3 separate regions of the Mus musculus genome follow, and all the other regions are linked to region 3. The links are chromatin loops, found by intact Hi-C in ENCODE. Cell type or tissue: heart. All regions are shown on one strand. Each heading gives the region's core, and the rest is flanking DNA. Links, peaks and the distances in the headings are about the cores only.

The links. Hi-C counts contacts between places; a loop is a spot of excess contacts. Peaks named below come from ENCODE experiments on the same cell type or tissue, not always from the same donor. Only the 100,000 strongest peaks of a DNase experiment are listed, where the experiment ranks them.
Region 1: it touches region 3 in a loop (4-fold over the local background); 2 of 42 quality-filtered maps call a loop at or near these places.
Region 2: a loop joins it to region 3, with 2.2 times the contacts of the local background. A loop is called at or near these places in 2 of 42 quality-filtered maps.

The regions. Positions count from the first base shown.
Region 1 is chr8:79,202,388-79,213,190 of GRCm38, forward strand. 1700011L22Rik (RIKEN cDNA 1700011L22 gene) reads right to left here. Exons shown (of 6, transcript NM_026315.1): 6 at 8,043-8,370. The coding sequence ends at 8,263. Among named protein-coding and RNA genes, the nearest start is that of Gm30271, 5.9 kb to the left of the region's middle. In heart, for the core only: no CTCF peak of the experiment used is centred there; DNase peaks (open chromatin) are centred at 4,734, 6,444 and 7,784; H3K4me3 peaks cover 2,098 bases; H3K27ac peaks cover 3,487 bases.
Region 2 is chr8:79,580,052-79,590,854 of GRCm38, forward strand. No RefSeq gene overlaps it. Among named protein-coding and RNA genes, the nearest start is that of Otud4, 54 kb to the right of the region's middle. In heart, for the core only: CTCF peaks have their summits at 3,522 (motif pointing right), 5,116 (motif pointing left) and 7,394; no DNase peak of the experiment used is centred there.
Region 3 is chr8:79,025,329-79,035,644 of GRCm38, forward strand. It overlaps Zfp827 (zinc finger protein 827), which reads left to right and starts at 3,109. Exons shown (of 15, transcript NM_178267.3): 1 at 3,109-3,401. The coding sequence starts at 3,359. In heart, for the core only: CTCF peaks have their summits at 5,202 and 5,798; DNase peaks (open chromatin) are centred at 2,833, 4,203, 4,433, 5,703 and 2 weaker places; H3K4me3 peaks cover 4,230 bases; H3K27ac peaks cover 5,587 bases.

The DNA.
Region 1 (10,803 bases), core at 1,591-9,590, 180 kb after region 3:
AATCTTAATAAAGAATAGAAAATAACATCTGCAGTTATCAGGGAAATACGTGGTCTTTAACTGTAAATATATAGCTTTAAACCCCTTCTAGAAAGGCCCACCTACTGCCACACTGCCAAGGCAGGCCCAGAACACCCAGAGGCCTGCCACCACGTGGTAAGGGCGGAGACACCACTACAGTGAGGCACTATATAGTGGAGAGATGGGAGAGGAAGAGAAGCAGGGCAGTTTGAGCACAATGAAGAGCAGAGCTGGAGACTTGAGAGTGAATAGGATCAGCCTGCTGTGAGTGGCCTGCCCAAGCACCTGAGGCCATGGTGAAGTCCTGGCCTGTGCTGCCACTCTGTCTGACACCATGACCCAGTAACATCAGGGTCTGTGTAGATGTCTGTGGCCCATGTTACACCAAAGGCCATATGGACATCTCAGGTAAATGCGGGCTTTGCATGCCTCACTACCTAAGGCACTCAGGAGAGCTGATCCCATTCCTTACCTGGGCAGCACAGTAGAGCTGGCCCTGGCGATGGGGATCGTGCATCGGGGAAAGCTGCCCCTGGGGACATGAGCATGGGAGAGCTGGCTGGCCATGCAGTGGCAAGCGAGTAGAAGAGATGTCCCCACCCCCTTGCTGTCCCAGAGGCAGACAGGAGAGCTGGCTGCATCTCTTGTCAATCACTGGCTACAGCACTTGGGAGACTGGCCCCACACTTTGCCTGGGAAGCACAGAAAAGCCAGCCCCAAGGATGTGAGAACAGGAAAACAGGCCCCTTCCCCTCTGGCTAGGTTCCCCCCACTGGGGCAGCATTAGAGCTCTTGTCCCAGTGACATGAGTGAGGAAGAGCTAGAGGGCAGCTACCACCCATGCTCAGATCCAGGGTTTTGTGTTGGTCCACCCCAACACCTACTCCATCTATGAACTGCTTGAGCATGTGAAGGGGCCAGTCCTGCAGATCCAAAGCTTTAGGATCTCCATGAAGCAGGGCATTAGCAGGATATCTGAGAGGAACCCTGGTAAGGAACTGGTATTGATAGTGTAGCAGAAGCCAGGACCCTTGAACCAGACTCATTGCAAGGAACATTTGCAGGTAAAGTTGTTTGGGCAAAGGGGTGTACTGTGTGACACACGGACACACTGTGACATACTGCAGCGTCCATGGAAGGGTGGTTTGTTTATTTATGTATATTTTCTTGGTGGGAGAGGTTGCAAGGGTGAAGGGCAGATACAGAGGAAAGGGGAGATGAGTGAGACTGGGGTGCATGATGTGAAATTCGCAAAGAATCAGTAAAAAGCTAAAACAAAACAAAACCTCAATGCAACCCTCATACTCAGGCCAGCCAAGATGGCTCAGCAAAGTAAAACGACTTGTTGCCAACAGTGACCACCTTAGTTCAGTTCCAGAGTCTCATGGTGGAAGGGAGACAACTCCCACAAGTTGTCCTCTGACCCCCACACAAGCACCACGGCTCCTGTGTAATCATCCACATATAATTAAAAATCTAAAAATATTAAAAATCTCACAGTGTCACATTTTCTTTTCAGAAACAAGCAATGGGTTGGAACACATTTCTCCGGGTATAAGGGGAAGACTCCTTATATTCTAGAAAGGAAATGCTGAGAGGTTTGATGTGGTGACCTCAGCCCCGTAAGGTCCAGGTGACCCGAGTCACCTGCTGCTCCGTCAGTGTCTGAGGACTACCGAGCTTCATCTTATCTGAAGCTTCTGATTCCAGTGGCTCAGACATCTATTGTTGGCTGAATACCAAGTCCACGGCTCACTTTTCCAAAGGACCCCAGCCATGATGTCACACTCACGCATCCTTTGCAATGGAGGGAACTGTAGTCCGAATTTGGTTTCTTTAAAAACTCAATTGTGCTATGTGGATATGTTTTTGTTTTATTCCCAGGTGTGGGATAAGAGGCTGCTTCATAGCAGGTGACTGTGATTGTCTCGTACATTAGCAGGGGTGTGATCTTTGCCAGCTGCAGGTAGTTTAATTCTGGGGACTCTGGAGAAGGTATAAATGCTGGAGACAGAGGACCTATGGTGGCTGCTGCTCCCCTTGCTGGTTCCTGCTGGTTCCTGCTGGTTCCTGCTGGTTCCTGCTGGTTCCTGCTGGTTTCTGCTCCTGCATTTGCTGTTGCATTTGCTGGCTTGTAGGATTGCTGGACTGCTGAAGTTTGTAATTGTCCCTGGGTACTCCATGCCCCTAATCAGCAGAAGTAGCCTAAAGAAGTCTGTACCCCCATTTCCACTCTAACTTTCTCTCCTACCTAGTGTTGGGGGAGTAAGGGCTGGAAGGGTGGTAGCTATGGGAACCCAATAAAATAACTTTAAGAAAAGCCAACAGGGGCCTGGATAATCTATTGAACAAATTTTCCATTGTAGAAGAGTAGGCACCCAGAGAAGTCACAGAACTTGACCTTGATTGACAGCCTGCTCAGGCCTTAAGATTTTATTTCTGCTTTGGCCCATAAAGACTAGAACACACACACACACACACACACACACACACACACACACACACACACACACGAGCTCTACCACTGTATATGGAGTCATCTAGGCAGGACCACACTAAACAGCACTAAACACTAACCAGGCTACAGTGGGAGTTTGAACACCCAATTGCATTTCCTCATTGTACTAAGAAGGCATACTGGTGTAGACTTCTCACCCGAGTACTCAGAAGGCCGTGGCAGAAGGATCAAGAGCTCCAGAACAGCCTGGGTTACAGAGACTCAGAAGAAAGTCGCCTGGATTTGGAGGGGGAAGTAAAATAAGAGAGACAAATCATGAGAGAAAGGAATCTGCTTAATAGTAAAACCAGTAACAATTATTCGTACAACTCGCATTAACCCAAAGCAGCCTTGGAGATCAGTCTCAACACTAAACCACAAAACAACCTTCTCATGTGTACGTTATACATTCATATATAGTATGTATTTCATGAAATATTACACGACCAATATAGGTTTTTGTCCTCCATGAAACACTAAAGGGAAGAGGAAATTTTAATGTGCATTCAAAGATTGTTTTAAAAATTGGCAGAGGGCTGGAGACAGCTCAATGGGTAAGAACACTTGATGCTCTTGCAGATGACTAGAATTCTGTCCCCAGCACCCACATCATGGTGGCCCACAACTCCCTGTCAGTCCGGTGCAGAAGGATTTGACACCTCCTGAGGCCCTCCTGAACACTGTGAGCAAGCACACAGACATTTACATATACGGGTAAAAATTTTAAATCTTCTTTAGCTTTTTTTCTTATTAAACTGACAAAAATCCTTTCCAAGACTCATTTTTCTCCTTTTCTCTACAACTATTTAAAATGCTTTCCCGCACCGAGGTCCAGTCTCCCCCGGCCCACTCTGCTCCGTACTTTATGACATAGATCAGTACTTTACGGCATAGATCAATGTAACTTTCTGGTTCCTTCCTCCTTATCCAACATCCACACTAAAGACAAGCCCAAGCCCTCAACTTAGAGAGCCTCTTAGTCCCAAGGGAAATAAACTTCCAAAATGAACAGGCACACACCATTCTCATGAAACTCCAGAATACCAGGAAACAGACACAGTCCTTCAAGGTGCAGCAGGATTCTGAGAGACTCTTTACAAACGGTGGGATTCTAATCACCAAAAGACTGTTTATCAACCACAGAAGTTTCCGGAAAAGAACCAGACGTGGAGTAGAAATACTCAGAAAAAAGAATAAATTCAAATGAATCGATTATCCTCTCTCCACTGTCCTACATAGAAGGAAGAGAGAACGAGAGAGAACTTACTCCAGCAGGAAGAAGAGTGAACCTTACAGCACGGCGTGCGTAAGAGCAGAGAAGGATCATATTTTTATTTTATTTTTATAATTAGAAAACAATCTTCTTCCAAAGGCTGGGGAGAAGAGGTGAGAAAATACAATTTAATTTACTACTTTTATTTCTTTCCATTTTTGCTTTGTACAATATGACATTACTACATATAAAAATGCTTTCAGATTGAATGTCGGTAGCTAGAATGACAGAACCCACAAAAAATGTGCTTTAAGGGGGAGCCATATTTGGAAAAAAAATTTCCCCGTTAAGACTTAGAAACTCGGTCCCTGATTCTGACCATATGCTTCTTGGTGGGAATTGTCTGCCTTGTATCAGCCATCGTGGCAATGTCAGTGACTCTGGGGAAAGCCAGCTGTAGACTATCAGGGTTTTTTTTGTTTTGTTTTGTTTTGTTTTTCCCAACAACTTGGACTAGATTCTGGATTGATTGGCAAAGGTAAAAATTAAAAAAAAAATATTTCAGACCATCTGATATGTTCAAAAGAGTCTGTGGATATATGTGAAGTTGGTGGTCCTGAGGACTGTCACCCCAAGGTGTGGATGTCTGTGAAGTTCGTGGTCCTGAGGGCTTTCTTCAGGTATGGCAGTGGAACTTCATCTCTGCCCAGTTGTTGTTTATGGAAGACCTCAGGCTACACCAGGTTTCTGTTGAAAAACTCTCAATGCAAATGCCTATGTCATATGCCATGAATTTATGGCTTGGAATCTCTCACTTGAGCCTTTTTACACCATCCCTGGTGCGTGCCAGAAAAAGAACAGTTGCCAAAAAGCAGACATTTTCCTGTCTCTAAAAATAAAACTCTGGCAATGCTTCATGCCCCCTGTGCCAAGACCTGGTTCTACCCAGGATAAACAATAGAAGACCAAGCCGACACAAGGCAAATACTGGCCCTAAAGCAGGCCTGTGACTGGCAGCAGAGGCTTAGGCCAGAGCATTTGTAGCTGTAGACCGGGGGCCCATTATCTCCACCCGGATGGTGGACAGCTGCTAACCCCAACCCAGGCCCAGGTGTGGCCAAGAGGGAAGGCCTCCAATTATGCTAGAGGTTTTGTCTCAACTGAGGTCACAAAGTCCTCGCCAAATCCTGCCCTCGGAGCTCTGGAACTGAGTGTAGGCCGCTTGATTGGTGTGGGCCACAGGGAGCTCCTGAGAGGGGACAATTCCCTGTGCACCTCCCTGCTTTTGCCCTCTAGGCCCAGCTGAGAGCCCTCACCTGTGACAGCAGTCCCAACAAAGCCACCCTAGCGAAAGAATACTATACTAGCAACTGGCTTTCCCGTTTGAATTCTCAGCTCTTCAAATGCTCCTGTAGTACACATTCAAGGGCCTGTGCTTTGTCATGACGGTTCAAGTCTACCGTCCATCGGTAACTTGGCTTTTTGCTTCTTTGGGGATTTAGGAGGGCTGAGAGGAGAGGAGCAGACCTAAATATAGCGAATATTCAGAGGCATAATCACTCCATAAACATGCTTCAGAGGGACGGAGTGCAGGGCTGATCCGGATGACAGATGTCACTCACCCAAGTGTCACATCTTAAAGAAAGCTGAATGGGCCCATTTTCCAACAGGACTGGAGTGACGCCTGTTCATACTATAAATATTTATGAAGTCATCATTCTTAGACTGTAGTTTTTCCAGGTAGGTTGCCTTTGATGACAAAGTTAAGCAGTGATTTCCCTGAAATTATGGACTAGTCAGCAGAGCTTGTTTGGTGGGTATTTCACAGAATGGGAAAGAGGAGAAGGCAAACAAGCCTCCAGTCCGTGCAGCTTCTGCATGTGGAAACCTCATTATGTCAGTCATTCTCACTCGAAACGTGACAGCCTTCTCAGGAGTGAGGGACACCACTTGCTTCTACTCATGCAGAGGTAATGACGAGAGGCCAGGATGAACCTTACCGTCCGATTTCAGCCCCCACTACCACCCTGCTAGGAGGGACCTTTTTAGTACTCTTAGCCTGTCTCTTATTAACACACACAAAAAGTGTACCTCACACCATCCCTGCTCATTTAAAAGGAATTCTGAGAATGTGTGGATGTCTGCCTAGGTGTCTCCCTGCATGTTTATGCATAACGCATCCCTTGAGCTGGTTGCCCTGACTGCTGAGGAATGGCGCCCAGAACCCCCTCTCCTGCCCCACCATGGGCAAGCTTTCCACTTTCTCCCAGGAGCAGCCTAACCCCCCTCTAACCAAGGCACCTCAGCGATCCTAGAGACTTAGAACTCCCAACCACACCCCCCCCCAACACACACATACAGAGAGAGAGAGAGAGAGAGAGAGAGAGAGAGAGAGAGAGAGAGAGAAAGAGGAAGGGAGGGAGGGAGGGAGGGAGGAGAGAGAGAGAGGAGAGAAAGAGAGAGAGAGAGAGAGAGAGAGAGAGAGAGAGAGAGAGAGAGAGAGAGAGAGAGAGAGAGACCTTGTCACTTTAAAGCCCGCAGGTTGTTAATCTCCTGAAGGCACCAGTGCACTTGGCAGTCTGCTAAGCCTGCCTCTTTCCTGGAGAAAAGGGTGGCATTTTGCCTAGGATGTGATGCCCAAACCTCAGGGTAGCCCTGGCCCTATCACGTGGATCTGCCCCTCAGGGAACCGTTGCTGATCCTTTGGCTCCAGCCTGGGAAGCCTTTTACAAAGTGAGTCACAGGCTGCATTGACCACCCTATCAGGGGAGGCCAGGGCTGCCATGTATGGTCTGTGCTCGGTGCCACCCACCTCTCATGTCACTCCTACTTTTTTTGCCAGGACAGCCTGAGTCATGAAACTCAGCGCATTCCTTAGGCCTTGGATCGTGTTTCCTTGTTACTACTTTGTCTTTGTTTTACGGAGCACCTGGTTTCATTTTAAAATCCCAAATAAAATCCCCTGGCCAGGGTGGGGGTGGGAAGAGAACAGAAAGAAAGCAAAGGAAAAAAGGGAGGGAGGGAAACCTAGGCTGGTGGTGGAGACAGAGGAAAAGGAGGACCCTGGACAAAACAGGACGGCTACAAGTTAATTCCTTCTGACCAGAGGCTCTTTCACTGCCTGGAAGTGCCTGTGGCTGGTCCCCTGCTGCTTCCCGTCCCGTCCCCCCCTTTTTTCCAGTCTCCTCAATAAACGGACTAATCTTTGATAAACCTGAAGAACTTTCCAAATACAGCACATTATGAGTCCTTAAATCGGCCTGTCTCCTTTATCTTGTACTATAAACCCTAATTCACTGCGTGAGTCAGTATTTTTCCATAAGCTAACTTTTTTTTTTCTGTTCTGTTTTTTCCTATGGGGGTAGGGGGAGTCAGGGAAGAAGGCGGTCTGCATAGAAGGCAGACTCAGCCCTCCCGACATGCTGCTGGTCACGCTGAGTTTCTGTGGCCAGGTTATTTCTGTAAATTTGTCTGTAAAGCTGTTGACATTGATTTTTAGAATGGAAACAGAATTCTAACAAACTCTGGCTTGCATGTAGCAAAAGCTGAACACTGGGGCACTAAGAAAGCCTTGCCATGGATAAATGCCTCCTTAGGAGTGGTGATGCACAGTCACTGGGGCATGGTCCTTGGGTGCCAGCCTGGGCGTCTGCCCAGAGGTCCCCTCGCTCTGCCTGCGCAGGGCAGACTGTTGGAGGCTCCGGAGTGGCCCAGGGCTGCATTTACATTGCACGGTTCTGGCGAGTTTAATGGAAACCACATGAAGGGGAAGCAGACCAGATGGCTCCCAGCGAATGTATTTAGCCCAACCTGGGGCTAAAGGAAAAAAACATATTAAGGGTTGGGTCCTGGGGTGCGGCTAGGGGGTTAGGGTGCGACGTTTGTGTTTCCTGTTCAACAGGAGCCGTGGGTTGGGGTGCAGGCTGGATCGGGGCCCCGAAGCGCCGGGTGGCAGAGGAATGGCTGCCAGCGGGAGGGAACTATTCCGTGGCCTTGCTCCTTTTTGCCAGGTCCCTTAGCGGCTCTCGGGCAGGGCAACCACACGGCTGTGAGGGGACCCCGCCAGGGCAGATGCAGCGGGAAGAGGGAGGCGCAGGCCTATGGGCGCCGCGGAAGGCGGAGCCAGCTGCAAAGCCAGTTTTCCCTGAGTGGAGGGAACTGCTACAGGCCTTCTGGGTCATAGCACAGGGAAAACAGAAAGGTCTTTCTCTGAGGTAGAGGACAGGCTACATAACTCTGGAGCCCACTAAGGTGGAGGTCATGCTATCGTTTGTGAGGTTCTAACAGCAGAATGTGAACCTGGGCACTTTGTAAAGGAACATTAATCATGTTTATGACAAACCCCTTCCCCATCAACACACGTGCGTGTGTGCGCGCGCACACACACAAGAATAAGGGAGGAAGCCCAGGGAAGTTTCTAGCAAGATCTTCCCTATGTGCACAATCCATCAAAGCCTTCTTGGAACTCCTGTCTCAATGGCTTAACACAGACACGAGGTAGGGCTCTAGGTCTGTGGCTTCTTTCTTGAAATCACTTGAATTTGCGCCCTGAGCTTCCACTGGTATTGGAGGAGAATCGATCCGTCCCTGAGTCCTCCGAGGAGCCCAACTTGCTTTCATAATCCCATTGTCGCTGAAGCTGGAGGGAGAAAGGGTTCGATTGTCAACACTCGCGCATCCACAAAGATCAGTTCCCACAAAAATAGGATTTAAATTGCCTCTTTCAAACTAGACATCACTCATGAGCAGGGCCTGGCATCACTTTTGCATTTTCTTCCATCTTAAAAAAAGCTAAATAAACCCTTTCTGTTTCATATATTGTACCTCAGTCAGGAAGGACAGATCAATAAGCAAGATGGATTTAAAAAGACAAGAATTCTAAGAAACGCTAAAGACTCGGTCTCTTGTCTCGGCCCTTTCATCATCCCCCACTGATAGGAACCTTTACTATGCTTTCCCACTTCCAACCAGCAGGCAATCCTGGGTGTGAGTTCTCGGCTTTTCAGTCCTACATCATGACCCTCTTCAAGTCAGGTTCCACGAACATGAAGAATTCAAAGAGAGTTTCCAGTGGAGCTGGTCACCAAGCAAATGTTTTTAACCCTAAGAATTTTGGCAGCCTGGCAGGAAATGGACAATTCTCAACCTGGTGGCTTTTGCACCTTCCCCTAAAATATCAGTACCTGTTTTAAAATATTTTAAATGTGGGGAATGGAGGGATGGCTGCTCTTCCAGAGGACCCAGGTTCAATTCCCAGCACCCACACCGTAACTCATATCCATCTGTAACTAGATTTGCAGAGGACTGGAGCCTTCTGGCCTGGGAGGGCATCAGGTACAGACATATATGTACATATAAAAAAATGAAAATATTAAATGTTGCTTTACTCATTAAAGCCATGGTTTGGTTTGGTCAGGATTCTGGCTCAACATTAGTCAGATAACTGCCCCATATTTATCGAATGTGACAGGGAAAGAGGAGGGGGATGGGGGGATGGTTTTGGACTGTTAGTACATCACAATAGAATGTATGAAAATGGATTTAGGGGAGGGGTCAGGAGAGGAAGACAAGCATCCCTCAGTACAGCTCTGACACTGATTGGCAATGAAATTGCCTGGCACCCGTGCAACTCCACGCAGCAAGAACGAATTATTTAATTGTAGTTAATCATTCCCTTAGACAACTCCCAGGAGGAAGCTGCGACCAGCACACTTTCAGGAAATCATCTTCCTTTCCCAGAAGTGAGCCCCCTCCCCCACCCGAGAAGCAGGTCCATGACTGACTGCACAGGATCTTTCACCAGACCCACAGCTTCTAGACCCCGGCATCTTTCCTTGTGGTGCTGCCTTCTAGTGCGCCGGCATTCCCTAGATGCTAAAGCGACTGCTTCATTCTGGAAGGATACCATTCAAATAGGCTTAGCTGTCTGCGACCCAAGGAAAGCTGTCCAACCCTTCCCTGTTAGCTAAATTTACCAGGTTCATTTGGTGACCCAGACCAGCCTATTCAAAGTGACATGTGTGCATAATTGGTATTCTTGTGACAATCTTAGGTGCTACTTGAATAACATTAAAAAAATTTTACTGACCAAGTTATTTTTTTCTCCCTAACACATGTAACCAGCATACCAAACTCATGACATCACACATTTAATTACTTAGCATAAAGCTAAGTTGTTTGGATTCAACTTAAAGAGAGGCTCTAATAAAATTAAATGATAGCAAAAAATTGCTTTATTTTATACTAAATGAAGTTAGTAGGACACATAGAAGAAATAGAGAATTGTGTGAGAGCCCTCTGTGTGTGTGTATCTGTGCTCATGTGTATGTATGCTCATGTGTATATGCATGCCTCTGTGTACGTTATGTGTGCATATATGTGTTCATGTGTGTGCCTGTGTGTGTTCCTCTGCCTGTGTTCTTGTATGTGCATGTTCATGTGTATGTACATGCTCATAAGTGCTAGTGCACACATACATGTTTGTGCATTTTGGGTATTCATGTGTATATATGTGTGTATTTGTGGGGGTTAACATGTGTTCCTGTGTGTGCATGCCTGTATGTGTGCCTGCCTCTAAGTGTTTGCATGCCTATGTGTATACATGCATGTATTCTTGTGCCTGTGTGTGTGTACTTGTGCATACCTGTGTATGCACATGCATGTGTGTGTGTGTGTATGTGTGAGAACAGGTATGCATGGGCTTATAGAGATCAGAAAACAATCTCAACTCTTGATCATCAGATGCCATCTACCTCATTCCTTAAGATAAGGTCTCTCCCTGGCCAGTGAGCCTCAAGGCGCCCTTCACCTGCCTCAGCTTCCTTAGCACAAGGAATCCGGAGCTGGTGCCACCACCACCAGCTTTTTTATCTGGGGAGTGACCTCAGGTTGCCTGTGCTTCCAAGGCAAGGCCCCTCTTCAAGAAGTCTAAGGCATAAAAGAGACCTTGTTTTAACATCCTGTTTAAAAGTATTGGGATTTGAGGTAAGAGTCCTGCTTAGGGGAAGCCATATCAGGGAGAGTGGGGACAATAGACACTGGGACACTCAACACACAGGGTGGGTCCTAGCAA
Region 2 (10,803 bases), core at 888-8,887, 550 kb after region 3:
GTGGCTCATGCTTGTAAGTCCAGCACTTGGGAGGCAGAGACAGGCATATCTCTGAGTTCAAAGCCAGCCTAGTCTACAGGACAGCCAGGACTATACAAAGAAACGCTATCTCCAACAAACAAACAAATGTTTTGAATAGATTTCAGGCTCAAGTGTTGATAAAAAAGAAAAGAAGCGTTGAGCAGTAGAGGTGCTGTCTGGGCAGTGAGACTTACTTGGGAACATCGGCCTGAGTTTCTCGGAGAGTCAAACCTCATGGGATCTTCTTGTTGGTTGTTTGTTGTTACTGAGACGGAGTCTTTCTATGATGTAGCTCCAACTATCCTAGAACTCACTATGTAGACCAGGCTGGCCTTGAATCACAGAGATCCATCTGCCTGTCTCTGCCTCCTGAGTGTAGGGATTAAAGACATGAACCACATACCCAGAATGCACTTCACAGTCTTTACAGTAGTCACATGTAGCCTATTACCCTAAATGGGTGGAATCTGAAATTACAAGGTGGTTCCTGAGGGTATCTGTCAGGCTCACAGTAAAGTAGGGGATTCAGGAAGCTCAACCAGGAACAACATTAATAGTGTACAGCTAAGATTCTCTTGGTCTAATGCCTATTTGGATAAAAATATGCCACAACCCCTGTCTTAGTCAGGGTTTGTTTCTATTCCTGGACAAAACATCATGACCAAGAAGCAGTTGGGGAGGAAAGGGTTTATTCAGCTTACATTTCCACATTGCTGTTCATCACTAAAGGAAGTCAGGACTGGAACTCAAGCAGGTCAGAAAGCAGGAGCTGATGCAGAGGCCATGGAGGGATGTTCCTTGCTGGCTTGCTTCCACTGGCTTTCTCAGCTTGCTTTCTTATAGAACCCAAGACTACCAGCCCAGAGATGGTTTCACCCACAAGGGGCCTTTCACCCTTGATCACTAATTGAGAAAATGCCCCACAGTTGAATCTCATGGAGGCACTTCCCCAGCTAAAGCTCCTTTCTCAGTGATAACTCCAGCCTGTGTCAAGTTGACACATAAAACCAGCCAGTACAACCCCCTTCCTGGCAATCTTTCCACATGTCTTGAACCAATTTGCTCTCATTCTCTACAGAAATCTATTCTCTCTTCTCAAACATGCCACACAACACCTCCTCCTTGCGTGTTCTGGAGTATTTCTCCCTTTGTTTGGTTTTTCAAGACAGGGTATCTCTATGTTGTCCTGGCTATCCTAGAACTCACTCAGGAGACCAGGCTGACTTCGAACTCACAGAGATCCAATTGCTAGGATTAAAAGCGAGCACCACCACCACCCAGCTTAGAGTATTCTTTTTTAAATTTAATTTAGGTTTTTTTTTTCCTTATTCGAGTTATGTTCCACTCACTGCACCTCCTGGTCATCCCCTCCCACAATCCTTCCCCCATCCCCCATCCCCTTCTCCTCTGAGTTGGTGGGCACCCCTGGGTATTCCCTCACCTTGACACTTCAAGTCTCTGCAAGGCTAGACACTTTCTCTCCCACTGAGGCCAGACAAGGCAGACCTAGAAGAACATATCCCACATACAGGCAATAGCTTTTGGGATAGCCCCCATTTCAGCTTTTAAGACCCACATGAAGACCAAGCTGCACATCTGCTACATATGAGTGGGGAGTCCTAGGTCCAGCCTGTGTATGTTCTTTGGTTGGTGGTTCAGACTCTGAGAGCCCCAAAAGGTTCAGGTTAGTTGGATCTGTTAGTCTTCCTGTGGAGTTCCTATCCCCTTGGGGTCCACAATCCTTCCTTCTATTCTTCTATAAGAGTTCCCCCCTTTTTGCCCTCTCCATCCCTCCCCCACCCAGCTCCCTCCATCCATCTGCCTCCTACAGCTATTTCATTCCCCTTCTAAGTGAGAGTCAAGCTTTTACTCTTTGGCCTTCCTTCTTGTTTAGCTTCTTTGGGTCTCTGAAGTGTAGTACAGTACCTGTATTTTATGGCTAATATCCACTTACAAGTGAGTACATATCATACATGTCCTTTTGTGACTGGGTTACCTCACTCGGGATGATATTCTCAAGTTTTATCCAAGATTCATCATGTCTTTGTTTTTAATAGCTGAATAGTACTCCATTTTAGATGTACCACATTTTCCTTATCCATTCTTCTGTTGAGGGACATCTAGGTTGTTCCCATTTTCTGGCTATTATGATTAAAGCTGCTATGAACATAGTTGAGCAAGTGTCTTTGTGGGATGTTGGGGCATCTTCTGGGCATATGCCCAAGAGTGGTATAGCTGGGTCTTGAGGTAGAACTATTCCCAGTTTCCTGAGAAACTGCCAATTTGATTTCCAAATCAGTTGTACAAGTTTGCACTCGCACCAGCAGTGGAATAATGCTCCCCTTGCTCCACATCCTCCCCAGCATGTGCTGTCAATTTCTGGAGCTCTTGATCTTAGCCATTCTGATGGGCGTATGATGGAATCTCAGAGTTGTTTTGACTTGCATTTCCCTGATTACTAAGGACTTTGAACATTTCTTTAAGTACCTCTTGGCCAGTAGATTCCTCAGTTGAGAACTCTCTGTTTACTTCTGTACCCCCATTTTTAATTGGGTTATTTGGTTGTTGGCATCTAACTTCTGAGTTCTTTGTAAATTTTGGATGTTATCCCTCTGTCAGATGTAGGGTTGGTGAAGATTCTTTGCCAATCTGTAGGCTGACATTTTGTCCTATTGCCAGTGTCCTTTGCCTTACAGAAGCTTTTCAGTTTCATGGGGTCCCATTTATCAGTTGTTGATCTTAGAGCCTGAGCCATTAGTATTCCTTTCAGGAAATTGTCTGGAGTATTCTTTTTTATGATAATTCAAATCATTGATTGTCTCTTCTACTATGTCAGAATTCAAATCTAATACATTTATATTTAAGTGTTAATATTTTCACTTAAAATTTCTCATCTGTTTTATGTTTCCTTTTTACATACTTTTATTCTATACAGTCTTCTCTCTGATGCTTTTTTTTCCCCTTTTGGGTTCTCTTTGTTCCATAATCCTGAAATTTTATTCATGTATCAACTTAAACCTTTCAGTCACAATTATAGTAAAAATCGTATCAACCAGCTTCAGAGATAGCACTTCACATGGAATCCTTTCATATTTTAATGACTGATTTTGTTAGATTCCTAAGCTTTAGAATCACCTCTACTCTTATATTTGGGCGTGTGACCTTACACTGGTGCACTTGGAAACTTTTGATGTGTTTCTTTCTGTTCCTTCCTTGAGCCTTCACTGGTGAGGTCATCCTTGTCTGTCAGCAGATCCTTGATTAGAAGCCAAATCTAGAGTAGTGGGTTGGAATTCCTATCCCAGGGTGATATCGAGGACCCCACGGGGTCATTCACAGAGCAATTAGGCAGCTTGGCTAAATTTTTTATTATGAGATTATATCTGTGCTCCTCCCATTGCCGCAGCTTCCTACAAAGCTGAATCTCCAAGGAGACATCATATGGGACTGCCCTTTTTTTCAGCATCTACTCGTGAAAAGGAAGGAGTTTTCTCCGTCCACCAGGAGGAGCTAAAAGTCCTAGCCGGCACAGATGCCCTCAGCTTTCTCCAGAAACTAACCTCAGCCTACTTGCTTAGTCATTTTTTGGTTCTGTTCCCACTTAGGTGATAGTTGTTTTATTGTTCAATCCAGCTATATATTTATTCTTTTCTCCTTTGATTTTGATATAGCTTTGTTTGATTTTGTATATAATTTGGAAATATGTGTATGAAGCAGAGTAGGTTAGCAAAGCTTAAATGAAATTCAACATTTGCCAAGAAGTTGTACTGCCAGGCTCCATCTTCCCTTTCGTTACCTTCTCCCCTCCTCCTCCTCCTTCTCTTCTTCTTCCTCCTCCTCTTCCCTTGGTTTTTGTTTGTTAGTTTGTTGGTTTGTTTTAAGACAGGGTTTCTCTATGTAGCCCTGACTGTCCTGGAACTCACTCTGTAGACCAGGCTAGCCTTGAACTCGCCTGCATCTGTCTCCCAAGTGCTGGGATTAAAGGCATGTGTTGCCACCCCTACCCTTATTCTTGAGGGCTTCTTCCTGGAGTTATTCACCCTATCCTCTTGGAGTTTTTTTTCTCCTAGACCACTGCTGTTATTCTGCAAGTGGACTGATGCATTCTCTATTCTGCTTACAAGCACTCCTTGGACTTCAAATCTTTCTCCAGCTACTTCCTATCACCCTGTTCTCCTCCTACCACAACTCTGCACAGAGCTCTCTATGCTCAGTGTTTTCATGCTCTTGGTCATCCTTCTTTTTCTAGTTCATTCCAACCTCCAGTTCATCCCTGAGACTTGGTACAGCGGCAGTGATTTGGTCTTCTTCACTTCAAGTTGTCAAGCAAGCATCCCCATAGAGAGTGAACAGACTGGCGGCTCAGCCCATGGCAGGGCATTTTAATGTAGAACCCTACTATATACTGATGTTATGAGAAAGAGCCCTAGGTGCTTACCTTTGTTTTTGTTTACATCTCTCTCTTCTTCCTTAGTATCAAACTTAAAGTTTAGCTGACCATATTAATGCCTAAAATTAAGCCTACAGTTACATCCTTCTATGAACAACACATGGCTGGCTCTAGTTATTGGCTCTAGTTATTGAACCAATGAAACAAACAAGAGAAGAAGTTTTGGAATAAGGGGGAGGGCTAGAGGAACCTCTAAGAACAGTGTCCTGAAGGGGTTGGTCCGTTTGGGAGGTGTCATTTCTAGGTTTCTCCTGCCCTAAGCATGTGTGTGATGCCTCTGGACAACTTAGGGATGACAGACTGTAAGGTAGACCAGTTGCCAGATCTTTACTGTTCTATATATTGATTTGAACTTTGATCTATGATATATGAGGCCAAACTTGGTGACCGACTGCCTTCCCAGTAAGAAATTCAGCAGAAAATAAATCCACAAATATAATTTTTAAATGAAATTTACTGAGTTGAAAGCTGTTTAAAGTTAATATTAAGTTAATGTTAGATAAAGATATAACTCCAGTCTGAATAGCTGAGCCTAAAAGATTTACAGTGTTCCATGGAAACTTTACTACATCAACAAGACCAAAAGGGGTTTGTTGCTCTCCTATGGCAACAAGTAGCTCACTGAGAAGGAGCTCTGCTGACCCCTTCTGGGAGAATGAGTGTGGACATCTTAACAAAGGGCCAGACTTTTCTGGGGGAAGAGTTATTACAGATTCAAGAACAGAGAGGGCTAGCCAGGTGGCTCAGTTGGTAAACACGCTTCCTCTCCAGCCTGGAAGTCAGATCCCCAGGAGCCACATCCTGGGACGAGAACTAAAGCCTGTCCTAGGACTTTCACAGGCGTGCTGTGACACATTGACTCACACACAAAAGAGAAATAAGTAAAATGTGTTTTTTTAAAAACATAGAGGAATGAAGATTAAAACAAGGAAAGAAAACCAGTACAAGAGCCAGTAAGAAAGGGCGGGAGTCCAACATCGTTCTTTTGAAAAAACTAGAGCAAAATAGGGACAATCACAGCAAGAAACGCTATGTCAGTCACTGCCAGATGCGGAGAGAACTGATTTAAGTAACACTGTGCCACACTTCTGAGAACTATAAAGAACTATCAAACTCAAAATATCCTCATGTGGGATAGAGAGATGGCTCAGAGGTTAAGAGCACTTATTATGAGCTGGAAATATCGCTCATCAGTTGAGAGCACTGACTGCTCTTCCAGAGCACCCAGGTTCAATTCCCAGTAACTACATGGCCGCTCACAAGCGTCTATAACGCCAAGATCTGACACTCTCACACAGACATACTTGTAGGCAAAACACCAATGTGAATAAAATTAAGAGAGAGAGAGAGAGAGAGAGAGAGAGAGAGAGAAACCCAAAGTTTGGTTCCCAGCACCCATATGGTGACTTGCAACCATCTGTAATTCCAGTTCTAAGGGATTTGACACTCTCTTCTGACCTCCACACCTACCAGTTATATACCTGGTACATATACATACATGCAAGCAAAATACCCATATACACATAAAATAAAGAAAGAAGTTTGGGAGGTGATGTGAGACAGGGTCTCACTATATTAAACCAGGCTGTCCTGGAACTCACTATGTAGACCATGCTGGCCTCAAACTCACAGAGATCCTCCTGCCTCTAACACCACCACCATTTAAAGGTACCATCATGCCTGGCAATAAATAAAATTTAAATATATTACTACAAGGAATAAGTGTGATATTTTCTGTATATCCATGCATATGAATTTATGCAAAGTGGTTTGATGAATTAGATATATAATAAGATGTGTGTGTTATGCTTAGTCTAAATTATTTCACTTTTGACTCTAACTAGGACAGTATGGCTGTTTTTTAGGATTTTAACAGCACATGAAATTCAAGATAGTAAATTAAGTAGAGGTTTGGGTTCTAGGATCCTTTTCATGGAACACAAGTCTCCTAAGAATTTATAGATCTAGCTGGGCAGTGGTGGAGCATGCTTTTAATCCCAGTACATGGGAACCAGAGGCAGGCAGATTTCTGAGTTCGAGGCCAGCCTGGTCTACAGAGTAAGTTCCAGGACAGCCAGGGCTACAAAGAGAAACCCTGTCTCCAAAAAAACCAAAACAACAACAAAAAAATTCACAGATCTACATATGTTAAGATTCTATACTAGAAGACGATAATTTTTTCAGATTTTCAAGTCATCATCTTCTCTCTCCCTCCCCTTCCTACAATGCATTACTTGACAACAGAGATATGTTCTGAGAATCATGTAATTCTGCAAACATCATAAAGTATACCTACTTACACAAGCTAAGATGGCTCTGGGGCCACTGCGGGAGAGCTGTGTGTCACTGACCCAAAGAGGCAAATGACACAGAACCTCGCCACCCCCCCCACGTGTGTGTGTGTGTGTGTGTGTTTGTGTGTGTGTGTGTGTGTGTGGTGTGTGTGTGTGTGTGTGTGTGTGTGGTGTGTTTGTGTGTGTGTATGTGTGTGTGTATGTGGTGTGTGTGTGTGTGTGTGTGTGTGGTGTGTGTGTGTGTGTGTGTGTGTGTGTGTGTGTGTAAAATTATGAATTTGCTTGCATTGTTGAACATATTACCTATGGTGACAGGAAGCCAGCAAACAACGCTAAACTGGTCCTTTACATCCCATAATCCCTCTCTTGCTTGATAAAGGCTTATTTGGAAAACACTAATGACTTTAACCAAAAATGGATTTATGTTAATTCAAAGGTAGCTGCTTGAAGTCTTTCTGCATGTGCTGATTGCTGCCCTACTAGGTAAAGGAAAAAAAACAAAAACAAACAAACAAACAAAAAAACCCTTGTAGCAATATGCCTGGAAGCAGTTAGACTGATCTGAACTTTGGAGGAAAAAAAAAAAAAAAAAACCTAAAAACTAAACACTTGGGTGCAGTACCCTCACCCACTGGCAGAGGGCTACCACTTCTGGTGTTTCATGGCTCTTCACAAGGAAAGAGCTGACTTCTCTGCAGAACCAGGTTCCCGTTCCCCTGCTATCTGTGCAAGGATAGCATAAAATGGGGACTTCTGTTTTAGGGAGCCATTTGGAAGTTCTAGGGCCCTCTGTGGTTTTGAAATTGTGAAACAAAGAAAGAAAGAAAGACAAATAAATTGTATTTGTCAAAATTTTTCAAGGCAAAGAAGCAACAGAGCTGGGCACTGCTGGAGAACTAGCAAGACTTGGAAGCATATCTTGGACTTACTCTTTGATAAAGACTAATGGTCCTCGAAGTTCCGAAATCCATTCCACTTGGTATGGTCTGTGTTTGTTATCACAGCACAGTCAACATGCTCACCAGCAGCAGCTCTACCCACCTCTCTCCTCTTCAAGCACTGTTTTTGCTGATGGTGTTGGTTTTGAGACAGTTTCATGGCTGACCTTGAAATGACTACATAGCCGAAGGTTAACTTAAACTTCTGATGATCATATCTCTACCTCCCAGGTGCTGGAATTACAGGCCTGTGCTGCCACTTTGTATTTATGAAGATTCTGGAACCTAGCGCTTCCAGCAAGCTGGGCACACATTGCCAACTGACCTACATTTCCAGACCAAAGCCTATTTAGTCTTAAGATTTCAGGTTAAATAAATGGGCTTTTAGAACGCTAGCCCTTTACCACTGAATCTCTGAGAATAGTGAATCTTGCCTCTGCCGCAGTTTTATTTATGTGTTTTTGGTTAGCATTTGAATTCTCCGTTAGACTGTGGGATCACTTCTACCTGCCGATCGATCTGTGTGTCTGTCTGTCTGTCTGTCTTTCTGCTGTATGTATGGTACTGTGCCTGTAGACACCAGAAGATGGTATTGTATCCTCTGGAGCTAGAGTTACAGATGGTTATAAGCCTCTGGGTGTGTGGATGGAACCTGACGCAGATCTCCTGTTAGCTGCTAAGGCATCTCTCGAGAACCAGCCAACCTGTGACTTTCTAGTAAGGAGTAAGTTTGAGTTGATGTCTGGGAGAATAAGATTGTATGAGGAGTCCCTCTCAGTGTGTCCCTCTGGACTGACTATCCTTCTAGCTTCTTTCAACCTGTGGAGACTGAGCTACATAGAATACATAGAGGGCTGCTGCCTATGGATTCCAGCTGGTTCCAGAAATCCACTGGCAGGAGCAAAGCCCGGCCTGCCTTCTGCAGCGCCATAGTACAGCAGCCGTGTGTGTCCCCACCTGCTTTCCTCAGCTTCAGCCCTGGGCAACCCCCAGGTCCCGGTGATTAATCATCCCCAGTAGGACCTTTAGCCCTGGCACTGGCACTGGCTTCACACCATGCCACCAGCTTTTATTTCCTTGCCTTCGACCACATCTTGGTAAACAGTCTCTTACTTCTAATACTTTCAGTGACTGAGTGTATTTCAGTCAGTACCCTGACTAATGTAGACATACTCTCTTTATCGTCTGTCTTAAAATAAAGTGACTTAAAGCTAAGGTTTTCATTGTTCTGGGCCACAGCCCAGTCGCATGGCTTTGTGTAACTCAGATATCACAAAGCATGCTTGGATTACTCCATTCTCTCCCGTTATCAACTTGAAGATCTCCACAAAGCACCAATTCAGAATGCATCAGGCACACACAAAACCCTGGGTTCAATTCTATTACTACATAAACCAGGTGTTCTGATACGTCCAGTGATTCCAGCAACTTGGAGGTGGAGACAGGAGGATCAGACCACCCCAGCCCAGTGCCACAGGGCCCAAGTGGGCAGATCACACTCAAAAGGCCTGCCTAGCTTTACATGGTCTCTGAGTGGGCAGAGCAAGCATGCAATGATCCCTAACCTGGTGCCACACAGATCTGGGAGACAACCCCAGACACCCAAAGACCCTGGTGCCATTAAAATGAACAAGCAAGTGGAAGAAAGATGGAAGAGAAGGAGAAGCAGGAGGATGTGAGCACAATGAAGAGGACTTGGAGGCTCGAGGGTAGTGAGGAACAGCCCTATGTGAGTAGCCTGTGATGCCACCTAAGGCCATGGTGAGGTTCTGGTGTGCTGCCACCTAAGGGCCATGTCTATGCCTGTGGCCCTGTAGTAGTGGGGATCTATTACTACCAAAGGCCAGGCAGATGTCCCTGTCTGCACTGCCACCTGAGGACATGTTAATGTCTGAGGGCTATGTAGAACTTGCTCTACCCTTCACCTAAGCATCATGGGAGAGCTGGCCCCAATGTTCATCAACTGCAGCACTCAAAAGAGGGGCCCTGAACCTTGCCCAGGAAATATAGTAGACTGGCCCTGGTTGTAGGGGTCGTGGGTAAGGCTCCTGCCCAGGGTTAGTGCAGGAGAGCTGGCCCAGCCCCTCACCAGCTACAGCATGCATCAGTGGGAAGAATGTCCCAAACCTCCACTGGGTGACACAATGGAGCTGGCTCTGGTGGCATGGGTGTTGATGAACCAGCCCCAAGGCATAGAGAGCTAGCCATGCATGCCTCTTGTCGCTGCAGCATGGGTGAGCTAGCCAGGGCAGTGCTGGAGAGCTCGCCCTGGTGCTGTGGGTGTGAGAGAACCAGTGTGCTGACTAACCCAGGCACCACCCAGGCCCACCTCAACATCTACCTCATCTATGAACTACTAAAGCATGTGAAAGGGCCAGTCCTGCAGATCCAAAGCTGCAGGATCTCCATGACACAGGACAACAAAAGGATAACTGAGAGGAGTCCAGTGAGGATCCAGTATTGATGGAGTAACAGAAGCCAGAGGCCTCGCACCAGACCAATGACTCATGGCAAGGAACATTTGCAAGTGAAGATGTGTGGACAGAGGGATACACTGTGGGATACACTGTGTCATACTACAGCTTCCATGATGAGATGTTTTTATGCTTTGTTTTGTCTATTTTTCATTTTTGTCTTTTATTTTCTTTCAGGGGAAGTGGAAATGGCAGAGGGTGGATACAAAGGGATGGGGAGATGAGTGGAATTGGGTAAATGATGTGAAAGTCACAAAGAATTAATTACAAGTTAAATTAGAGAAAAAATAACTTGAAGATGACTGGGGAGCTCGAGGCACACCTAGGCCACATGGAACACACCCTCCCTCCCCCCAAACAAAAGCATCATGACTGGTGATGATTTTTAAAATGTTTACCTGGGCATTCTAAAAAAAAAAAAAACCACACACACACAAAAACAAAAGACCCAGTTCTATTACCCAAATGACCCATTTTAAATCTGTCCTAATGATCTTGTGCTGCTATAACAAAGCACCACACAGTCTGGATGGCTGAGGAATGGTAGAAATTTATCCTTCACGGTTTTGGAGAGTGCATGGAATTCCAACATCAGAAATGTGGCAAATTCATTCAGAGACCAGGGA
Region 3 (10,316 bases), core at 2,317-10,316:
CAGAGACAGGACTTGGGCCATCAGGCATGTCAGCAGGTGACTGTATCTGCTGAGTCACTTTCATTGTAAGAATGCTTCTGACCCTGGAGACCCTCTGCAGCCTCTATGCTATTCTACGAGTTGTGATCTCACTGACTACCCACCTTTAGCAAGTCTTGGCCTTAGATGGCATTTACACCTGTGAGCCAGCACTTATGAAACATCTCAGAATGCATGCCTTTAGGATTCACATTTGACAAATGATAGAGATGGGGTGGGAAGGGTACTATGCTTTTTAAGAAATATGTAGTATGAAAAGACCAGTGAATCAAATACAACATTTGAGTTTAAGAATCCAAACTGATTGTTCCTGGCTATATGTACCCAAACATACTATCGAATTTTGATTTTGAGTTTTGTTGTGATGATCTCCAGGCCTTATCTTCCTAACATTTAGATTGCGCTAACATTCCAGCAATTAGGGGTGGCTACAAATGACCTTGAAGCGGTTTGTCTACTGTTCAGACACCAACATGGGATTTAAACAGAAGAGGCTCTGTTTATTTCTATTTCCCATTGTTATGTATTACTTCAAATAATTTTTGGAAAAGGTGGAGGTATGAATAAATTCCATTTAAAATGCTTTTGGCTGTTGATGGAACACCTATATAATTAAAAGTCGACAGCTTTTGCCAGCATGCCTTTAAAAGGTCGCAGGAAATGTACTCAGCTGGAGGAAGGGCCAAAAGTGTGTTTTCAATTACAGTGTACTAAGTACTGTGAACGGTCACTGCAGTTTCAGGAAAAGGTGGTGCTGTGTCCATTTGGAGTTGTGATCCTGATGTCCTAGGTAAAAGTTCTGAGAAAGCTGTGGTCGGTCTCATGATCAATGTGTTTATCTCTCCTTAGGCACGACAAGCCCACAGCAGTCTGCCTGGAACAGACGTGCTTCAAACCTCATGCACACACAGTCCAAGGCACGGCAGACTGGTCTTGATCGGAGTGAACAATCTATCTCAGATCATTACACAGGGACAATTTAACTGCCTCTTTTTGTTTGCTAGTTTTTCTTATTTTGAGAAGGAGTCTCACTCGTAGCCCTGGCTAGTTTGGAGCTTGCTTTGTAGACCAGGCTGGCCTCCAATGGGGACCTGCCTGCCTCTGCCTCACCAGTGCTGGGATCAAAGGCACTGGTCACCATGCCTGATTTTAACTATCATTTAAAAACAATTTTTTTTTTGTATTTTGGAATTGGTTTAAGGTTGATGTTCCAGTTTGGATATTGCACTGTTTCAGAAGGCATTTAAACCTGCTTCAAATAGCATTGCAACCTTGGAGTGCCAAGTATGTTGGTAGGTATCAGCAAGAAGGGGTTCATCTTGAGAATTCACTATTAATGAAAGCCATCTTTTGGGAGACACAGTCTCCTTTACAGTTTCCTAGTGAAAACAGTATAAAGCTATTGTCATTTAAAGGAAATGTAACCAAACCTAACCCCAGTGGCTCTCTTTAACACCACTGGAGACTTCTAAGTCTCATTAGTCACTCATGTCACCTGATGGAATGCCATTTTAAACTTTTGTGTCTTCACTATGCTCCACCTTCTGATGAAAACATCTATTAAAAAATTGGTAGGAAAATATTTAACATAATAAGATGATGAGTCGATTTTTTAAACCTCAAAAGGGAAGATGTTTAAATAATGCACCTTTTTATTTTTTAGCTCTGACTCATGACATATAATGTATTCCACCAAGTTCAAAGTTTCCCCTTACAAAGAGTTTTATGAAACAGCTCTTCTTCAGACCAAATTTTTTTTTTTTTTTACTTCAATTATAGTAGCAGATTTTGGAGTTTTAAATCATTAACAACCTCCCAGTGAACTTGTATCCACATGGCTTACAGTCAGAGAGAGAGAGAGAGACCCGTTCCCTTCACTGAGTACCTTTTGTGAGGCGACGCATCCTTTTCTGTTTTCCCTCTTTATGTGTCTCTTTGAAGCAAGATGTGTGATTTCTAAAGTAATGAAAGTATATGGCTTAATGAAGACTGCTGTATGAGCTCAAACTACACACTAGAATTGCTTCAGGGTAAGGCTCAGTTACCTGTGTTCTGGGGAGGTGGGGGGGGAGGCAGGGAGTGAATCACAGAAGTCAAGATCACTGTGTGCACTGTAGGAATAGACCCGTGGCAGTTGAGTCAACCCTGGGGGGCGGGGGGTGACCTAATCTTATTTTCCCTCTTTATCAAGAACCTGTAATTTTAGTTTTGGCTGAATTTTCAAGTGTTAACTCCACCGGACCCTCTAAAATTGGGTATCCATGCCACCCATCCACTGATCCCACCCTATGCTATCTTTTCATTTTTTTTTTTTTTAAAAAAGATTTATTTCCATTAGGCTGTTTTAAGGGAGTATGTGAGAGTCTGTAACGTCCAGACTCAAGGTGATGGGGTGAGAGAGTCAGTCTTTCAGTTACAAAAGCCTGGGGAATTTTATACAGAACCAAACGTAGTTTAATACACAAAAGAAAGTGGTTAGTGCAACCTATTTCCTTAAAAAAAAATCTGTAAAATAATGTTTCAAGAGCGGGGGGGGGCACTTTTCCACCACCCCCCTTGATTGGGCGACTAGCGGGATAAATTCGAAGAAGTCCATCCCACCCCCGCACGCGCGCCCCCCATGCTTTCCAGACAGAGCAGTTGTAAATGCTAGGCTGAGTCCGCCCTGAGAGCCTTAGGGCACCTTCCTCTTTGCTGAGTGTGTGTATGTGTGTGTGTGTGTGTGTGTGTGTGTGTGTGTATGCGCGCGCGCGTGTGTCTAGCTCTCGCTCTTTCCCTCAGTCTGTGCCTCTGTGTGTGTGTGTGAGTGTGTGTGTGTGACAGAGAGAGAGCGCGAGAGGAGAGCGAGAGAGCGAGCTGCGAGCTGTGCTGCCGCCGCCGCTGCCCTTTGATCCCGACATTAGTGTTAGGGGCTCGGAGACACAGCGCGCGGCCATAGACACCGCCGCACCGGCGCTCATTTATTTATACCTCCCATCACACGCGAGCACAGGACACACACACACTCACACCTATTAGATCCGTTTCCATTGAAGAATATTACGCTCGGGGACAAGCCAGGTGCACGACCAAAAAATTAAAAAAAAAAAAAAAAAAGGAAAAAAAAAGAAAGAAAGAAAGAAAGAAAGGAAAGAAGAAAACCCCTCTTCTGGCTCCAGGAAACAAGCTTCAACCCATTGCACACACCGGAGAGAAGGGGTTTCCCCCTGCCCGCCCCCCAACTACCTCCCCGCTCCTGCCAGTGTCTGCCTGTCTGCCCCCACGGGGGTTTATTTGATCTCACATTAACCAAGGAGGAGAATGTGAGAAAAGGGGGAAAATGCCCAGGAGGAAGCAGGAGCAGCCCAAGCGCCTTCCCTCACGTAAGTCATCCCTTCTCCACCTCCTCTCGTGCCATTTTCTCGCCCTCCCTCTCCTCTTTCCCCTCCGCAGCCTCCGCCGTTGTTTTCTGCATTAGTTTAGGGTTACAGAGGTGAAACTGACAAAGACACAGCCCGGGTTACTCCTCGTTTAGGTCTATGCCGAGGCAGCCATGTTGGTGATGATCAGCCCCGTGCCCTTTCTATTCTCTCTCTCTTTTTCTTTCTTTCTCTCGACCCCCTCTTTTTTTTCCTTGGGATCGGGCTTTTCCCCCCTTTCCCTCCCCCTCCTCACTCCGGTTTGCGGGGGAGGGGGCGAGAGGAGGGAGGAGGGGAGTAGTGTGGATGCCGGGTTTTTGTCGCGGGTGGGGGGAGGTGGGAGAGGTTGCAATCTTGGAAAAAAAAAAGAAATTCCGTGTGGATCCCGGTGCACAAGGGTGCGGGGTTGGGGCGCGCGCAGGGCCGAGGCCGTGACATGGCGATTGGGGGTGTCGGGGCGAGGGCGCGCGGCCGCCCGCCGGGCTGGGGACCGGAGAGGTCGGTCTCCGGCTAAAGGTTGCGCCGGGGTGGGTCGGCCCCGGAGCCGCGGGCAGCTGGAGCTGGAGGCGGAGGTGGAGGCGGTGGCGGAGGGGAAGGCAGGGGCGGTCGAGGAGGGTGTGGGGGCGCCGGGGGGCGCGGGTGGCCGATCGGGGGGCGAGGCCGGGCAGCCGAGCGGATGTGGGGTGCGGGAGCCGCGCCGAGGCTGAGGCGAGGCAGCCAGGGCGGCGCGCGGCGCGCGAGGTCCCTGCAGAGCCGAGGGGAGGGCGGAGCAGGGCTCCCGGCCGCAATAAAATGCGGGGTCAGGCGGAGCAGACAGAGCCGGGGCGACGCGGGCTCGCAGACCCCCCTGCCCCGCCAGCCCGAGCAGAGTCCGTGACTAAAGTGCATCCCAGCCCTCCTGGCCCTAGCCACACACGCCAACTGGAGACTCGCGCCGGGCTGCGCGGCCGGGTCCCCGTCCCCTCCTCCACCCGCGCCTCGGGTCCCTCCGCGCCGCCCTCCCGCTTTTCTTTGCGAGACTCTTAACTTTTCCCCCACTCCCTCTCGGGCTCCCCCCTCGTCCCCCCACAAGCTCTCCGCTCGGAGTGTTCCGAGATGCTGCTGAAGCTAAAAGTGAAGGAGAAAGAAGCAACTAAAAATATCCCCCCCGGGGCCGCCGGGCTCCTTGAATGCAGGGGAGAGGGGGCAGGGGAGAAGGCGTGGGGCGGGGTGGCGGGAGGAGGGGACGCGGGAGGCGCCGGAGGGAGGGGTCGGGGGAGACGGAGGGTCAGTTTCTCCTCTTCCCCCCTCCCGCCCCCCCCCTGCTCAGCTCCCCTCTCCGGGGCGGCTTGGCGCTGCTCGGAGCCCGATCCTGCAAAACCCGGGCTGGGGGCGGGAGCGGAGCCGGAGCGCCTGCCCGCGCGGGTGTCAGGCCGACGTGGTCGGTCACCTGAAGTTCACGGAGGGTGGGGGAAGGGTTAAGGTTATGGTGTCTCGGGTTATGTGTGAGCGTGTGTGTTTCCGCCGCAGACGGGCGAGCGCGATCGATCTCTCCTTCGCGAAATCTCCGCGGCGGTGCCCACGCGAGGGGTCCGCAGGGCTGCTGTGGCCCGGGCGGGCGCGGTGGCACCCGGAGTGGCGAGCAAGGGCACGCGCGGGCAGTCTGCTCCGCAAACATTCCTCTTTTCTTCCCCCTTCCCGGTATGCAAGGAGTCGACGCACAGGGCTAGGGTTATGCTTTTTTTCCCCTTCCTTTAGGGAGGAAAAAAAAAAATGCCCCCGTGCAGTCCTTTCTTCGCCTGCCCGCTAGAGGTTCTGAGGATAATATCACATATGTAATATATATGCACATAAAATCACTCGCAGGCGGCTGCGAGTGTAGGAAAATTTTGTGCGAGGAGGAGAAGGAGGCGCAGTCGGGGCGGGCGAGGCGGGAGGCTCCGCGCTGCGATTCACAGAAAACTCGCAGCAGTTGGTGGAAGTGTGCGTGCACATGGCCGGGCCGGGCTTCCCTCTTGCTCGGACGCGCGTGGGCAGCGAGGCGGGGGGGGGGGGGGGGGCTGCTGTCCCGGGCGGGCGCCACCGCGGGAGGCTTGCCCTGCTCGCACAAAATGGGCTTCAGTGTTCTCTGCGAACTTGCCCTTAGATGGCAACTTTGGGAGCTGATGAGCTTGTATGCGAAAACCAGGGCGGTGAGGTTACTTGGTCATTTCCCTTTCTTCTCTTCTCCCCCTGCTTAAAAAAAAATGTTGGCGGGGTTAGAGGGAGGGTGGGAGAAGAGAAGGGATTTATCAGTTTCGGCTGAGACGGCTGGAACGCCGCCCCTCCCGTGGTGTGCAGTGCAGTCGGGCAGCTGCAGCCTGCCCTGCCGGTGACCTTGACCCTGACCTCCTGCGACTACCCTCTGTCTGAGAGGAAATTCAGGCTCCATTTTAGCTCCGGTGTCTGGTGGGCCTCTCCCGCGGATTGCTGCCTGTTGATGAAGTTTTTCTTTTCTTTTTTTTTCTTTTTCTTTTTGAGAGTGAGCTCTCTCCTGGTTCTCAGATTGAATACTGCTATCTACTCCAAAAAAAAAAAAAAAAATCACCTCCCCTTGCAGTCATATTAAGCCACTTTACCCTAAGTAAGAAGCAATTTACTTTTGGAAGCACAGTAAACGGTCCAGCCTCCCCCCCCCTTCTTTTTAAGGGAAGCCTTAATTTGTAAAGCGTTTCCACCTCTTTTTGTATTGAATGAATTTTTATGTGTGCATGTGTGCTGCCTTTTCTAAGCGGGGTTTACACATGTTTTATAAGCAATTTACATTTTGACTAAGAGCAATTTCTGGGCAAATAGTGTATTTTCCAAGTCAGTCATAGTAACCCAGGGCCAGCTAAGAGCCCAGTGATGATCCTAGAAACTTGAGAATGATATACAGACATGAGGCATATCGATTTGGGTAAAAATGAATGTTCATTTCCATTTAATACAGAGTATAGTTGTAGACCTACGGCCTAGTTTTCAATACTGAACTATTTTGTGTTTGGGAAAAGGGCTCCCTCCCTGGGAGAACTATGCTGTATCAAGGTTAAAACACAGTTGAGGCTTGGGATTAAAGGTGCCTGTTAGAAGCCATCTTGGAGTTTAAAGAAGTTATACAGAGACAAACCTAAAAATTGCCCCCCAACCCTCGGTCTGTTTTGTAGGTGAGGCAAAGAGGTGGTTTAGTGAATAAACTGGGGAAATTTAAATTGCTTTTAAGGCAAAAGGACCTTTCTGAGTAAATGAAAAAGTTATTAAAGCCACTATTGATGTGTTGATTTAAGAGTTGATAGAACCTGTAAATATTAGGAAGTGCAGTGTGCATGCACGCACACACACACACACACACACACACACACACACAAACTTACTGTTTGAATTTGTAGAACAGTTGAAATCCTTTCCATTTCTGCCAGCAATCTTGGCCCTTGCACTCCCAGCAATGGGGCTAAAGAATTTCAGAGCACACACTGTTACCACATACAGATGTTTTCTGTGAGTGGAGTCTACTTCTCACATTAAACAATACTATCTAGGAACATTCTGGGCCTGCAAAGCCCACTGTCTTCCTACAGTACAGACACCAGGGAACCTGGATAGTCCACCCTAGAGTGGATTAGTCCTGGAAATCCAGGCGAGCACTTGGTATTATCTGATACCAAGTCTGGGGTGAGCCTTGGCTCCTGGCACAGAGTACTAGCAATTCCCCAGGCTGGGCTCCTGCCTGCTAGGGTTTCCTAGCTCCTTCTGTTCTGCTAGACACCCCTGGGACTGTTCAGAACCGAATTAGCTTTGGAGATGGGCGAGCCTTTAACCTGACACTACTAACCTTAGCTTTGGGTTTCTGATTTAAAATTCTACAGTCATTTTCTTCTGGGCCTCAAAAGTAAGTGGGGGAGGGAGTATGTGTGTGTGCTCACACATGTGTGTCATGTTTATGTTACATGGGACGTCTCAGATGTACTAGAAAAAGTGGTATGTCCTGGGAAGATGAAGTGGTCCTTCTATTTACATATCAAAGAGAAGGTCTGTAGTAACTTTTGGAAGTCCCACTCAGCCAAGGATGTTAAGCCGATATATTTGGGGGGTAGGCTTAAAAATTATTATTCAAAATAAAGGCTTCTGTTTCTTGGCTTAATGAAGTTATTTTCATTTTGGGACTTAAAATGTGACTCAACTGCTGTTGATGGCTCTTTCACAAAAGTTCTTTGATTAATAAAGTCCAGTGCCATGTTTGAAAGAATGGCCTCAAGGTCCTTTGAGCTGACCCAGGCCCTTGTCTTCACCAGAATTTCAAAGAGTGTAACTTAAGAAGGTCTACCAGCCTCAGAAGAGGAAGCAGATTCCAGGACTGTGTGGCAGATGTGGGACCTTTCAAGCATTGTTATGTTTGCGATTGTTATGAGGCTAAGAGGGACGGGTTCAGGAAGGTCGTTTTAATGCACTTACTGCGTCTGTATGTCCATAAACCCATGCTAATCAGCACTTTCAAATTTCACCATTAGCATCAATTCACCCATACGCACATGAGTTTGGATTCTATTATACTTATCAGTGGGAATTGGCCTGATACCTACTCCCCAGGGCAAGCATGAGGAAAAGTTAGTAAAAGATTGTTTCTCACTTCAGTGTTCTCACTCTACTCAGCATGGGCCAGACCAGAGTGGGTTAGAGTGTCCTTCTTTAACAAAAAACTCTGCTCTCCAGTAAAACCAGGAAGCAAACTGACCAGCCAGCGACTGGACTCTTTGCGTCTATGCTTTCATGAGTCTCCCCGCTCCCACCCACCTCTCTGCCCCCCCCCTCTCTCTGTGTGTGTGTGTGTGGTCTGCTCTGTTTTTAGTTCTTACTAATTTTTGCAGTGACCTGACTACGTCCTGACTAGCCCATGGCAATCATTCAGTCTGAAGTAGCAGAGTATTTCACAGCACCTGTCAGGCAGGTCTAATGATTCTGATAAATCTAATGATTCTGGGGACCACTGGTATCTGCTCCCCAAACGAGCATCCATGCATCCCTAGAACCGTAAGGGGATGAGCGCAAGGGCTTCCTGTGAAAATACAGAAGATGGCTCAAAAATCACATCCCCTCTAATGCTTCAAAATAGTTTCTAATAAAAAAATTGATTTTTAATTTATCTGTGCTGCCATCTCGCTCTCGAGACGACACAGCTGGTGTGAGTTGACAAGTCTCTCCACAAAGTGTTAATAAACCACGCTAGAGAAGTCTAAATTGGACAGCTTTCTGCTTGCCTGAGCACTGCTGCACATTTCGTAGTGGAGGATCTTTGAATGGTCTCTGTCAGAGGGTTTTGAGGGAGGTTTTGAGACGACCTCCACTTGGGGACATGTGCAAAAATCAGACGAGCGCTGGGATACCCAGGCAGGTTCCTGGGTTCAAAGTTGTTTTTTAAAGTTGGTTAAGGGGTCTTATTAATTACTGTCCACATGGATTTGTAGATAAAGCTGTATTAGAAATATGTGGTGTTGACCTGGGTGGCCAAAGCAGTTTACTTGGTAATCCCAGAAGTTTGGATTTAGGTTGTGTTTGCACACATGAAGTTTCACAGGAAGGAAAAAGTTCTTGTGCTACTAGCTTGGTTCAGTCACTTGTCAATTGGATGAGCCGATCTCTTAGCTAATTGAGATTGCTCTAACAAGATGACTTCGCTCAGGTACTTTATTAAACAACACATTTCCTTTTTTTCTCATGGCTGTTGAAGTTGAAAGTTCTAAGTCAAGATGACCATAGATTCCATGCTCTGTAGTAATGACTCCCACCTCTCCTCCGACAGTGTTGCCTTTGGTGTACTCACGCTGTGGAAGGGGTGACTAAGTTGCCTGGGGCATCATCTTTCATCATGGTTCTGCCCTATGACCGATTCACCCTGGTGGGACCTTCCTTCTGAGACCATCACACCAGGGATGAAGTTCCAATATAGGAATATAGGATGTAAAGATTCAGACTATAGCCCCAGGTCTGCAGGAAAGGATTGAGGTGCCCACTCTGTGGCACTGTGTGGAGTTTGCTTAGTGCCTCTGACTGACTGATCACCAAGGCCGTCGCAGGGCCTGAATGTCGCCATGTTACTCAGTGGGGTTAATATATCCTTTAGCCCTTATTTGAAGCAGCCCTGTTCCCTAGTCTTCATTTTTAGATCTCTAATGGAGTTTTAGGATCCGAGAGGCAAAAACAACAGAACAAGCTGGTGTTATCTTCCTATTCTGATGATGTATTAGTAGTTTTCTGTAATTTAATCAGACTGGTTGAAGACCAAGATAGTGAGAATATGCATGACCTACAGACTGGGGCTTTTGGGTATGTGAAAGGATTTCTAGCAAAAGAACTTACAAGGCTGTGGGCTTTGTAGGTAAAGGAATAGATTTGGGGTTTTTACTTTCTGGAAATAAGTCAAGGGCCTCGTTATGGTAAGAAGTGTGTGTGTGTGTGTGTGTGTGTGTGTGTGTGTGTATGTGTGTGTGTATGTGTGTGTGTATATGTGTGTGTGTGTGTGTATGTGTGTGTGTATGTGTGTGTGTGTATATGTGTGTGTGTGTGTATGTGTGTGTGTATGTGTGTGTGTGTATATGTGTGTGTGTGTGTATGTGTGTGTATGTGTGTGTGTATGTGTGTGTGTGTAGGTGTGTGTGTGTGTATGTGTGTGTATGTGTGTGTGTATGTGTGTGTGTATGTGTGTGTGTGTAGGTGTGTGTGTATGTGTGTGTATGTGTGTGTGTATGTGTGTGTGTGTGTGTGTATGTGTGTGTGTATGTGTGTGTGTGTGTATGTGTGTGTGTATGTGTGTGTGTGTGTGTGTAGGTGTGTGTGTGTAGGTGTGTGTGTGTATGTGTGTGTGTATGTGTGTGTGTATGTGTGTGT